Regions from separate parts of the Mus musculus genome. Here region 1 is linked to region 2. A link is a loop called in an ENCODE intact Hi-C map of the cell type or tissue named here. Cell type or tissue: heart. All regions are shown on one strand. Links, peaks and the distances in the headings refer to the core of each region. The heading gives the core; the rest is flanking DNA. Region 1 has its middle 51 kb from the start of Gm22013. Region 2 has its middle 34 kb from the start of Ripor2.

What was found. Peaks named below come from ENCODE experiments on the same cell type or tissue, not always from the same donor. Only the 100,000 strongest peaks of a DNase experiment are listed, where the experiment ranks them.
Region 1: it touches region 2 in a loop (1.9-fold over the local background); 13 of 42 quality-filtered maps call a loop at or near these places.

Annotation. Positions count from the first base shown.
Region 1 is chr13:24,534,813-24,540,188 of GRCm38, reverse strand. It overlaps a transcript of Ripor2 not described here. Among named protein-coding and RNA genes, the nearest start is that of Gm22013, 51 kb to the right of the region's middle. In heart, for the core only: no CTCF peak of the experiment used is centred there; no DNase peak of the experiment used is centred there; H3K27ac peaks cover 453 bases.
Region 2 is chr13:24,602,269-24,607,644 of GRCm38, reverse strand. It overlaps a transcript of Ripor2 not described here and the pseudogene Gm11346. Among named protein-coding and RNA genes, the nearest start is that of Ripor2, 34 kb to the left of the region's middle. In heart, for the core only: no CTCF peak of the experiment used is centred there; DNase peaks (open chromatin) are centred at 2,764, 3,894 and 4,434; H3K4me3 peaks cover 1,835 bases; H3K27ac peaks cover 3,702 bases.

The DNA.
Region 1 (5,376 bases), core at 240-5,239, 67 kb after region 2:
CCTTGAAAGCCTTCAAGATTGGGTTCCTGTGATCCACAGGACTTCATATTGAGCCGTCACCCCTCCCACTACAGGTGCCTCTTCATTTCCCTTCCTCCTCGACTGTCACATCTCTCAAGTCTGGGACATTGCTCTATGTACATGCCTCAAACCCCGTGCAGCCTACACTTAGCAAGTGTTCACTTAGTCAGTTAGGAAATGAATTATGAATACATGAACAGAGAGATGATGGGGCCTTTAGTTTGTATTTTAACCTATACACATCACAGGGCAATGTTGGATATATTATTTATGTGTAAAGTATCTTTAGACTCTTTTCTTTCCCCTGTGTTATTTTTCCCTTTGCTTTCTTCTCTGCTGCTGATTTTTTTTCTTGTTCTTTATAGTTTTGAGAAACTCTGCAGGAGAGCAGCAGGTCCTAACTGATGAGCACAGCACCCTGAAGAAGGTGCCCATTGTCCCCCGGCTTCCTGGACCAGCAGCAAAGGAACACGAGGTCCAGCTCTTGACAATAATCACCTTCATAAAGAGACAAATTGTATGGGTTCTTGTGTTCCTCAGGCAATGTTTTCCACTTCCATGGCAGGGGACCAGTTAGTGAGTTCAGAAAGTGGGCGACTGGTTCTATTGGTTCAGGACAATCAGAGATGCCATGACTTAGGGATGCTCTACATAAATAATTCAGTAAACACTGAGGACATGCAGACATATACATATGCACATACATATAAATGCACAAGTGTCCATGTACTCTCACATGAACTCCTGTGTATCAAACCTGTCACATATTTATGTATATATTTACATATGTGTACATATGAATATAAGCCTTATATAGGTATATATACATGGTTAAATTTAAAGACTATAAACAATTTATGCTATATGGTTCTTTCAGTGCTAAAGATGGATATATAATATCCTTAATAACTTGGGTCAGGAGTCAACGGACATCTTCTGTAAAGGGTCAAGTGTTTTGGAGGTGTTGCTGGCTCTGTCATCACTGATATAGTGACTCAGTCGTGTCATTGTGTTTAAAATAGCTATGAGTTGGCTGTGTTCCAGGGAAACATTCACAAAACAGAGCCAGGCTTGGATTAGGTCCATCAGCCTCAGTTTGGGAGACAGTTCTTAGACCACAGGTATGATGGGACACTTGGTAGGCAGCCTTAATAATGGCTGAGCTTCACTGTCCGTCTTCAGGAGACACACGTCTAGGTGCGTGTGAGGAGTTTCCAGAGAGTTTAACTGAAGAGGGAAGACCACCCTGAGTGTGGGCTGCACCCTCCGTGCCCTGGACTAAACACAAAGAGACAAGAGAAAAGGGCTCCTGAAGCCCAGCAAACGCCTATCTGCTTCCTGGCTGTGTAGGCACTGTAACCAGTCATGCTCCTGCTGCCATGCCTTCCCACAATGATGAACCATGGGACAAAGTAAGCCCTGCCTTCCTTAATTTGTTTGTGTCACAGCAACAAGAAAAGTCACTAACACAGCATCCAACACAAGATCTACCCTGAAATTAAAGATAACCATTTAATATAGTTACTTGGAGGATTGCCTTTAAATTTTTAAAATTACATTTAGTTTGTACGAGTGTGTATGTACAAAAGACACACACACACACACACATGCACATACACACACACACACACACACACACACACACACACACCACAACATGCATGCAATAATCAGAGAACAACTTCCAGGCATCACTTTTCTCCTTGCAGGAATGTGAGTCCCAGGGATCAGGTGATCAGGTATGGCAGCAAGCACCTTTGCCTTCTAAGCCATCGTGCCCACCCCACTGAATATTTACTCATTGAAAACTACAAAAATGTACAAATCTTGTAGGCAAGACTATAGTTATAAAACACACCCATAAGAATGTGGGCACACAGAAGGTGGAGAGGTTAAGAGCACCTGCTGCTCTCGCTGAGAATCTAGGCTCACAGCCACCTCTAACTCCAGCCCCAGGGCAGCTGATGCCCCCTTCTGGCCTCTGTGGGCACTGCATATACATGGTATACACACACACACACACACACACACACACACACACACACACACACAAATAAAAAACAATTAAGGTACAACCACCTGTCAGAAAAAAAGACCTATCAAAATATTATATATTCTTCATTTCCCATCTTTAACAATTATAATAACAGTGTTTAAAATGGTCAAGAAAATAGGCTCTCTAGGAACCACAGCTCTCAGAAGGTTTATTTTATCTATCTATCTATCTATCTATCTATCTATCTATCTATCTATCTATCTATCTATCTATCTATCTATTTTTGGCTTTCCTAGGCAGGGGCAATGAAATCTGGGTTTGGTATGCAGCTCTGTGGTAGGGCATTGGCCTAGTGTGTGTGAGGTCCTAGATTTCATCACCTGGTACTCAAAATATGTAAAAACAAAAAGAACAACCAAAACAGCAAAATTTAAACAAACAAATAAAAAACCCCAAACAAAGCAGACAAAGAAAGAAAGAAAGAAAGAAAGAAAGAAAGAAACTAACAACCTAACCCCTAGCTTGTGTTTTCTTTTTATAGAAGAACCCAGAGTTCACTAGAGAGTTCTTCCACTCAAGCTGGACTCGACAGCTTTGAAGCTAGAGTCTTTCTCTGTTATCTTGTTTCCTTGTGGGACTTGGAACGTCTACTTCTCCATCAAGTCCTTCATCCTCTGCTGGTCCAGAGGTTTGAAGAAGGTCCTGAGCCTATTCTGTCTCAAGACTGAGTCTCACTGCAGTGTCCCTAGACTCAGACAAGGTTCCATATTAGTCAGCAGAGACATGGTTCAAAGCAAATCAACTCAGATAAGACTCGCCATTCATCTATAAACATAAGAACCACTGCATACATCCAACAGCATATGGCTTTTCTGCCTTCTTATTTGTTTCATTTGAATGAAGCCCAAGAAACCTGTATGTTTGCCCCGGCAGTCATTGTTGTGCATACCTCACATCCTAATACTTAGGAGACCAAAGCTGGGAATCACAAGTCTAGGCCAGGCAAGCTTGGGTTTTGTATTAAAATATTATAGAGAGAAAAAGACAGGGAGAGGGAAGGGGAAGGAGGAGGGAGGGAGGGGGAGAGAGAGAGAGAGAGAGAGAGAGAGAGAGAGAGAGAGAGACTCTTAGTCATTGAAAAACAATTATGTTTAGTTGATGAGTTAGTTCCTTTCCTCACTGCAGGGACAAATACCTGACAGAGCAGTCACTATGACTCACAGTTACCAGCTACAGCTCATCATGGTGGGGAGGTTACAGCGTGAGGAACGTGAAGGACTGGTGATGTCGTGTTCACAGTGTGGAAGGAGGGAGAGACAGAGACAGAGACAGAGATATGGATGCTGGTTTTCTGTTCACTTCCTCCAGATTCAGGCCAAGTTCCCACCCCACAGGACGGTGCTGCCCAGAAGGAATACCTTTATACACACTGCCTAGATATGCTTTTGGAGTCTAGACAAGTCACTGATCAAGATTAATCGCCACAGCCACAGAGCCAACATCAGAAGGCTCTCTAAAGAAGATATTTGCAGGGCTGATCTAGTATCTGATGGTGTGACTGGTCTTACCAAAGGAGAGTTTAAAAGCAAGATCACTGTGGACATATCTGTTCACCAATTAAAAATTATGTCACGACACAAGTCTTTTCCATCTTCTCTCCTTTACTTGACCATGTCTCTTCATCCTAACATGACAGATGCAACTAACGTTTCGTGTCAAAAATGTTTTCAGAGGTTGCAAATCATAGCATATTTGGAAAACAAAATAAAACTATATCTTCATGAGCAGCAAAACATTGCCATTAAGTTTATACATTCTCTTATGGTCATTTAAGATGTTAGATGCTCACACAAAAGGTGTTTCTGTTAAATAAATGTTTAAAAAAAACATTTAGAAAAAAAAGAAAGAATAACAGGCAGTATAAGGCAGGTGGTTAGGACAAGGCATGGTCAGGGCACAGAGACAGCATCGTTAACACACACCTCCAGTGCTTTGTCTCTCTCCATGTACCCGTGGTTTTAGGAGAATTGACTTCTGAGCCTGGCATTTGCAGTCTTAGCACTTGAGATATGGGGGCAGGAAGCTCAGAAGCTCAAGGCCGTTCTCAGCTATACTTCAAATTCAAGGCCTGGGCTACATGAACTTCTATCTCAAGTGTGTGGTGTGTATGTGTGTGTGTGTGTGTGTGTGTGTGTGTGTGAAGAATTTTCTTCTCAGCGTTCTGCATTTATCATTGTTATTCACTCACTCATTCATTCATTCATTCATCCAATAAGCATTTATTGACAAGACAGCCCTGTCAATGACTGTACTGAGGTAGCAACCGTGTTGTAATGTGACCTAGCCTCCTCATGTTGACTGCTTTAAAAAAAGATCTTAACACAATTATTAATTTTTCTTTGCAAAAGTAAGTAGTATTTCCCCTTGACCCTAAGGTTTCAACTTGTCTTTCAAATGTTATCAACTAACCATGACAAATTCCAAACATTCTCTCCTCTAAAATCGTTTTTTAAAGATCTGTTTATTTTTGTGTTTATGTGTATGAATGTTTTGCCTGCATGCATGTATGCACACTATGCGTGGGTCTGTTGGATCCCCTGGAACTGGGGTTACAGATGGTTGTGAGCCACCCTGTGGGTGCTAAGAATTGAACCTGGGTCCTTTATGGGAGCAGTACTTACTCTCAAATGCTGAGGCACCTCTCCAGCCCACCCCTCTTAAAACTGATAAACCTTTGTTACCAATTCAAATGAGAGATGGCCTAGTTTTTCCTGTTCCTGCGGTAGCGGGTCTTTTGCCCACTCCCCAGATGAGGCTGAAGGACTGAGGCCCAGCACCCTCAGACTGGTTTCACCCACAGCGGGCACTTCAAGGCTGACAATCCTTTTTGGATATTTTAGTTACTGTCTCTGTTGTGATCCAATATTCGATAAGAAGCAACTTAAAGGGAAGAGTAGATTTGAGTGTATACCCGAGCTAGGGGCTACAGTCTGTCGTAGAGTGTGGGGAGGCATGGAGGCAGCAGTGTGAGGTGGTTCATGTCATGTCTGTGGTAGGAAAGCAGAAAGATGACAGAATGTTGGCTACGATACGAATCTCAAAGGACCACTTCCAGTGACCTAGTCTCCCCAGCTAGGCCCCACCTAGGCCTGCCATCCCTGGGGATCAAGTGTTCAAACACAGGGGCCTGGAGAGATGATTTGCATTCAAACCCTGGCACTGTATGCATTGTGACTGTGACCCTCACTATCTCCAATGGAGCTGGTGAGCTTCTCCCCTGCACACAAGAAGCAGATGCACAGGAAGCTATTGTTGCTATGGTAACTTCATCTACCTCTCGATTCTCTACAAGTCCTCTG
Region 2 (5,376 bases), core at 215-5,214:
TCCTTTATTCTGCTACTATAAAAACTTCATGATATTGCTTTCACATTGTATATGCAGTTTGGGGGAACCCAAGTCTCTGTTGCCAGGCCATGATCACCCATATTTTCTCCTGAATATACTTTCTTCCTTCCTTTTTCTTTTTTGGTCAACAATGGATTTTCTTCAGTAAGATTACAAGGCGATTGCTCATTGAACAAATCTATTTGTTCCCTAGAAAGGAGAACAACCCATAAAGCCCCTCAGGAAAGACTGACATTGGGTATGGTCTGTGACCTCAGAGCTGTGGGCTCAGGGTTTGATTGCTTGGAGTGAGTGGTTAGCGACTTTTTGTTTGTGGGTTTTTTGGGGGGGGGGGTGCAGGGGAAGTTGTTTTATTTTGTTTTGATACATTGTTTCCCCGTGCCAGCCTGGTCTACAGAGTGAGCTCCAGGACAGCCAGGACTACAGAGAAACCCTGTCTCGAAAAACCAAAACCAAACCAAACCAAAAAACAAACAAACACAACAACAACAACAAAACCAAACAAACCAACAACAATAATAACAAAAACAAGACAGTTACAGATATTACTGCAGCCCTTACACTGGGCAGGAAGATGCCCAGTGCGCTCTGCAGGCCAGAAAGCAACATCAGGAGCCCTGAAGACATGAGGGTCTGCAGATTTGGGCTTAGTAACTTCATTTCTGCCCACAGATTGAACATCCATAATTGAAAAATCACAGATCTGAAATCTCCCCAAACCCCAAACTTCCTCCACTGAGAAGCAAAGACACAAGAATTCAGAATTAAGGACTTGAACATAATAATACTTTGAAAACTCTAATTTTTGTTTCCATGTATGTATTTGCTTGTGCAGGGGCAGGTAAGGTATGGGTGGTGGGAGGGGATCACAGTGTTTGCATGAAGGTCAAAGGGCAACTGTCAGAGTTGGTTCTCTCCTTCCACCACGTGGGGCCTGGGGATGATGCCCAGGCCCTCACTGTAGGCAGCAAGCACTGTTATCTCTTAAGCCACTTCACCAGCGCAAGGAAACATCTTCCTTGTGTGACTTGTGTGGCCTTTCTTCAATATTTGCATCTTACTGACCTCTCAGTCACTAAGTGACATGCTGAGGACAGAACAATAACTTGAAGGAAACTTTTTTTCAAAGATTCCAAAGAAGGGCCTTGAAAGGTGGTGCGGCAGTTAAGGTCATCCTGCTCGAACACGCGGGAGGACCCAGGTTTGGTCCCCAGCACCCACACTGAGTGGTTCACCTTGTAGTTCCAGCTCCAGGAGATCCAACACTCTGTCTTGGCTTCCCAAAGCACTGCTCACCTATAGCACTCTCTCTCTCTCTCTCTCTCTCTCTCTCTCACACACACACACACACATATGCATACACGAATAAAAAATAAAAGTAATAGCATAACAACACCCACACCCCACACCCAGATTCCATGGAAGAAAATAATATTCCTCTTTTGAAAGGGGAACACTTATTGCATCTGGTTATTTCAAAGATTCTGTTGGAGGAGGTCTCGAAACACTCCTTTATTTGAAAGAGCCACCACTTCAGAATCCCCAGTTCTCCACGCCTGTCATTGCTGTGGACAGAGGAGGATGCTGTAGACAAGGCCCACCCCTCTTGCCACACTCAAGCTGTCACTCTTGGGCTCCCTGCTTATTGGATGAGCCCTAAACCTGCTACATCCAGCACCGTGCAGACAGCTGAGAAGGCTGGGTTGCTTTGGAGAAAATGGAGCATTGCAGACCGAGAAACCCCCATTCTCCCTGACCTTGTGCATTGTCAGGCTGAAGGGGACAGTGGTGAAGGCTTCAGATGTGGCTCAGCTGGAGAAGCCCTGGACAATCCCCAGCACACAGAAGCCAGGCGCCTTGGGGTAGCTGCACCCCTGTCATCCCAGCACTCAAAAGTATCAGGTTAGCTCAACTACACAACAGTGTTCTAGGTCAACCTGGGATACATGAGACTGGTTTGAAAAAACAGAACAAAATAAAAAGAAAGCAGCAATTAAAGGCTAAACATCAAACTAAAGAGACTGTGTCCCAGCATTATGGAGGCCTTGCCCTGAGGAAAGAGGCCCGGTGACCCCTGACTCTGACCTCTTAATATCCCCTGCCTTGCCTTAGGTAGGCAGCAAGTTTGCAGCTTCTAAGAAGCAGAGCACAAAAGCCGGTCTCCTCTCAGAAAACAGAGTCAGCGCCAATCCACCAGGCTGGTGGGGTGGACAGTTGCTCTGTTCTCCCACTCTACCTGTGCCAGCCAGCAACTTTAGCAAAGAAAGAAGCTGCTTCGAATGAAAACTAACAAAAGAACGAACGAACAAACCAACAGAGGAAGGGGGAGAGAGAAGGGAGAGGGAAGGGAGGGGGAGAGAGGAGGGAGAGGAAAAGGGGGAAGGGAGGGAGGAAGGGGAGGGGTGGGAGAAGGGATGGAGAGGGAAGGGGAGGGGGAGTGTGGACACAGTGCCAGCTGGTTAGATCCCTGCCAGGCCTGGTTGCTTCCTCCCTTGCTCTCCCTGTCCTCAGGTTAGGCGCAGGAGGGAGTCTATTTTCACTTCTACCATTTAGAAGACAATTCTCCTTTTAAATATGAGCTCAGGTTGCTATGGAAAAACTTTATTCTGCCGAAGCCTTTGCCGCGTGGCTGCCGCCCTGGCCCCGCCCCAGGCTCCTTCCAGGGGTGGTCTCTGATTTCTGACAGCTGACAGGAATCAACACAACAAAGGTGGTTTCAGCTCTGCGAAACAAACCTCCGTTTCCGAGAAGCGCGCACCGTGTGTAGACTGAGGAGTACCACCCATCCTCCAGGAGGCCACAAACAGCTGAGCGCACTGAACCCAGGTTCATAAACAAGGGTGTAAACCTGAGAACAGCCGGGGGCGCTGAGGCAGGAGGGATTTTAAAACAAAAAACAAGAAGGAAACGCTACTGCGTTGTAAAGTGGGAGAGGGCAGAAGGCCGTAGAAACCAAGACTGCAAAAATCAAAACTCTAACAACACCATCACAAGGTGGGAGGTGTTGCTATTGTAGATTTCTTTTTTCTTTTCTTTTCTTTTCCCTTCCCTTCCCTTCCCTTCCCTTCCCTTCCCTTCCCTTCCCTTCCCTTCCCTTCCCTTCCCTTCCCTTCCCTTCTTTCTTTCTTTTTCTTTTTTTTTAGACATGCTCTCATTCCTAGGATGGCCTGAAACTCACTAAATAGACTAGGATGGAATCCTCCTGCCTCAGTCTTCCAAGTACAGGGATCACAAATGTAAGCCATCATAGCCATATGGATTGACTAGAGTTTAGAATTCTCCCCAAATCCTCGAGGTACCTGAAGGTAGCTACTTGTTTAGGCTCCGCCCCACAGTTACCTGGCAACAGTCAGGTGTGCCTGACTCACTAAACAGGGGCTGCTTGCCCCCTCCTCTCTTGCTTACTTGCTCTTTGCTCTGTCTCCTTGATCCTGCTCCCGGTTTCTCCGCATTCCAATCCCCCCCCCCCTACACACACACACACACACACACACACACACACACACACACACACACACACACACTCCACGTGCTCCTGGCCGGCCTCTACTCCTCTACTCTCTCATCTCCCCTCCCCATACCTTGTTGTTGGTCCCTCAGGGGGAAGGGATGCCTTAGCATGGGCCCGCAGAGCCCCCCTCCCCCCACATCTGACTGCACCTCCACCAAACATATCCCTCCTCTTCTTATCTTTTTATAAAACACAACACCTGAGGGTTTTAAGCCTGGCTATAAGCCTCACTTTTGGCAGTGCAAGGGGCGGAGGTTGTTGTCCCTGGAAGGTGCGAGACACTCCTCCACGTGTCTGCTCCGGAGGGCCTCAGTGCTTTTCAGGAAACCTTAGAGTAAGGTTTGTTGGAGTAGATTGGGCCAGCTTCCTGAGGACTATGTTCTGCCAAGAAGTAAACAAGGGAAGCAGGAGAAGAAGGAGCTGGCACGCACGCACGGAGAGGAGGTGGTGTGCCTCCAGCGGGGACTTGTCGGACACCAGCTGTGCACTTTCTAACATCCTAGAGACTTGTTGCAGGATCGCCCCAGGAGGTGAGGAGGGTTGGGGTGTCACAAAGCATCCGAGGTGAAGGAGAGGGGCCCGGCAGAGACCCACACCACTTAGCCACTGTTCCTAAGCTCTCATGCTCCCGGGGGGGGGGGGGGGGGCGTGCTCAGGAGGTGGCACCCACAGCCTGGAAGAGTGGCTGCATCCTCTGGGGTTACCCAGAGATTCTTACAGAGCACTGCAAAAAGAGGGAAAGGCTTCAAACCTCATGGATGAAGAGAAGGAGGCAGCGGCTGGGCCGATGTGCAGCCAGTCTTTGTACTCGATGCTGCACAATTGAGATATGACCCCATGTCAATGCCAAACAGCCTGCTTCCGGCAGCACTCTGTGGCTGAGGGTTGTTATTTATAGGCTGGTACAACTTCCCTGATGTTAGAACCAGGGTGCTGAGTGCCAGCTGTTCTTGGAATGGCACTGGAAGCTTGTCTCTCACTGGGTGGTGTCTGATAAAGACTTTGTGCTAAAGTAACTTGTGTAGACTGCAGATCTAATCTGAAAACAGTCCTGGGCAGTTCTTGTTCTGGCTGGATGACTGTGAAGGGGGTGTGTTGACAAGGCCTGCCTTAGAAGAGAAATACTTACTGCTTGATTTCGTTTTGGCTTTAAATACAGGGTCCTACCTTGTACTTCTGGCTGAATTAGTATTGTCTGTGTAGACCAGGCTAGCCTTGAATTTATAGCAATCTTCCTGCCTCAGCCTCCTTAAGTGCTGAGAGTACAGGATTGCACCACTGTGCTAGCCCAAATCATTTGTTTGGTTTGTGTGTGTGTGTGTGTGTGTGTGTGTGTGTGTGTTCGGGGTTGACCCAGGGCCTCATGCCTGCATACAAGGCAAACACCCTCCTGCTAATGTCTGTCTCTAGGTCCTGAAACCCTCTTGGGAAAATGTGGGTCTTGCATTTGGTGGTGCACTCCTGGGTCCTAGGGTGCTGTATGATGATAATATTAAAGAGGATAATGGAGCATGCTTTCCTAAGGACTCAGGGATGCAAAGTCCTTGATTCTTTTGAGGTAAGGAAGGAAACTCGTTTTATTGATAGGACATTCAGGACAAGGAAACTGGGTGACAGGGCACGTGTCCTGTGGCAGTGTCATTGAAATGAGCCGGTACATTTTCCAGGGCTAGTGACTACAACTGTAGAGGCTTCCTACAGACATGACTGAACCATTCCATCTACATGAAAGGAAAATAAATTCAGGTGCAAAGCCAGAAGGACAGGCATTCCATGTCAGAGCTCAGGGCACATGTCACAGCTCGGGGCACAGGGCTTCATGCTTGGTTCTGGGGTCTCAAATT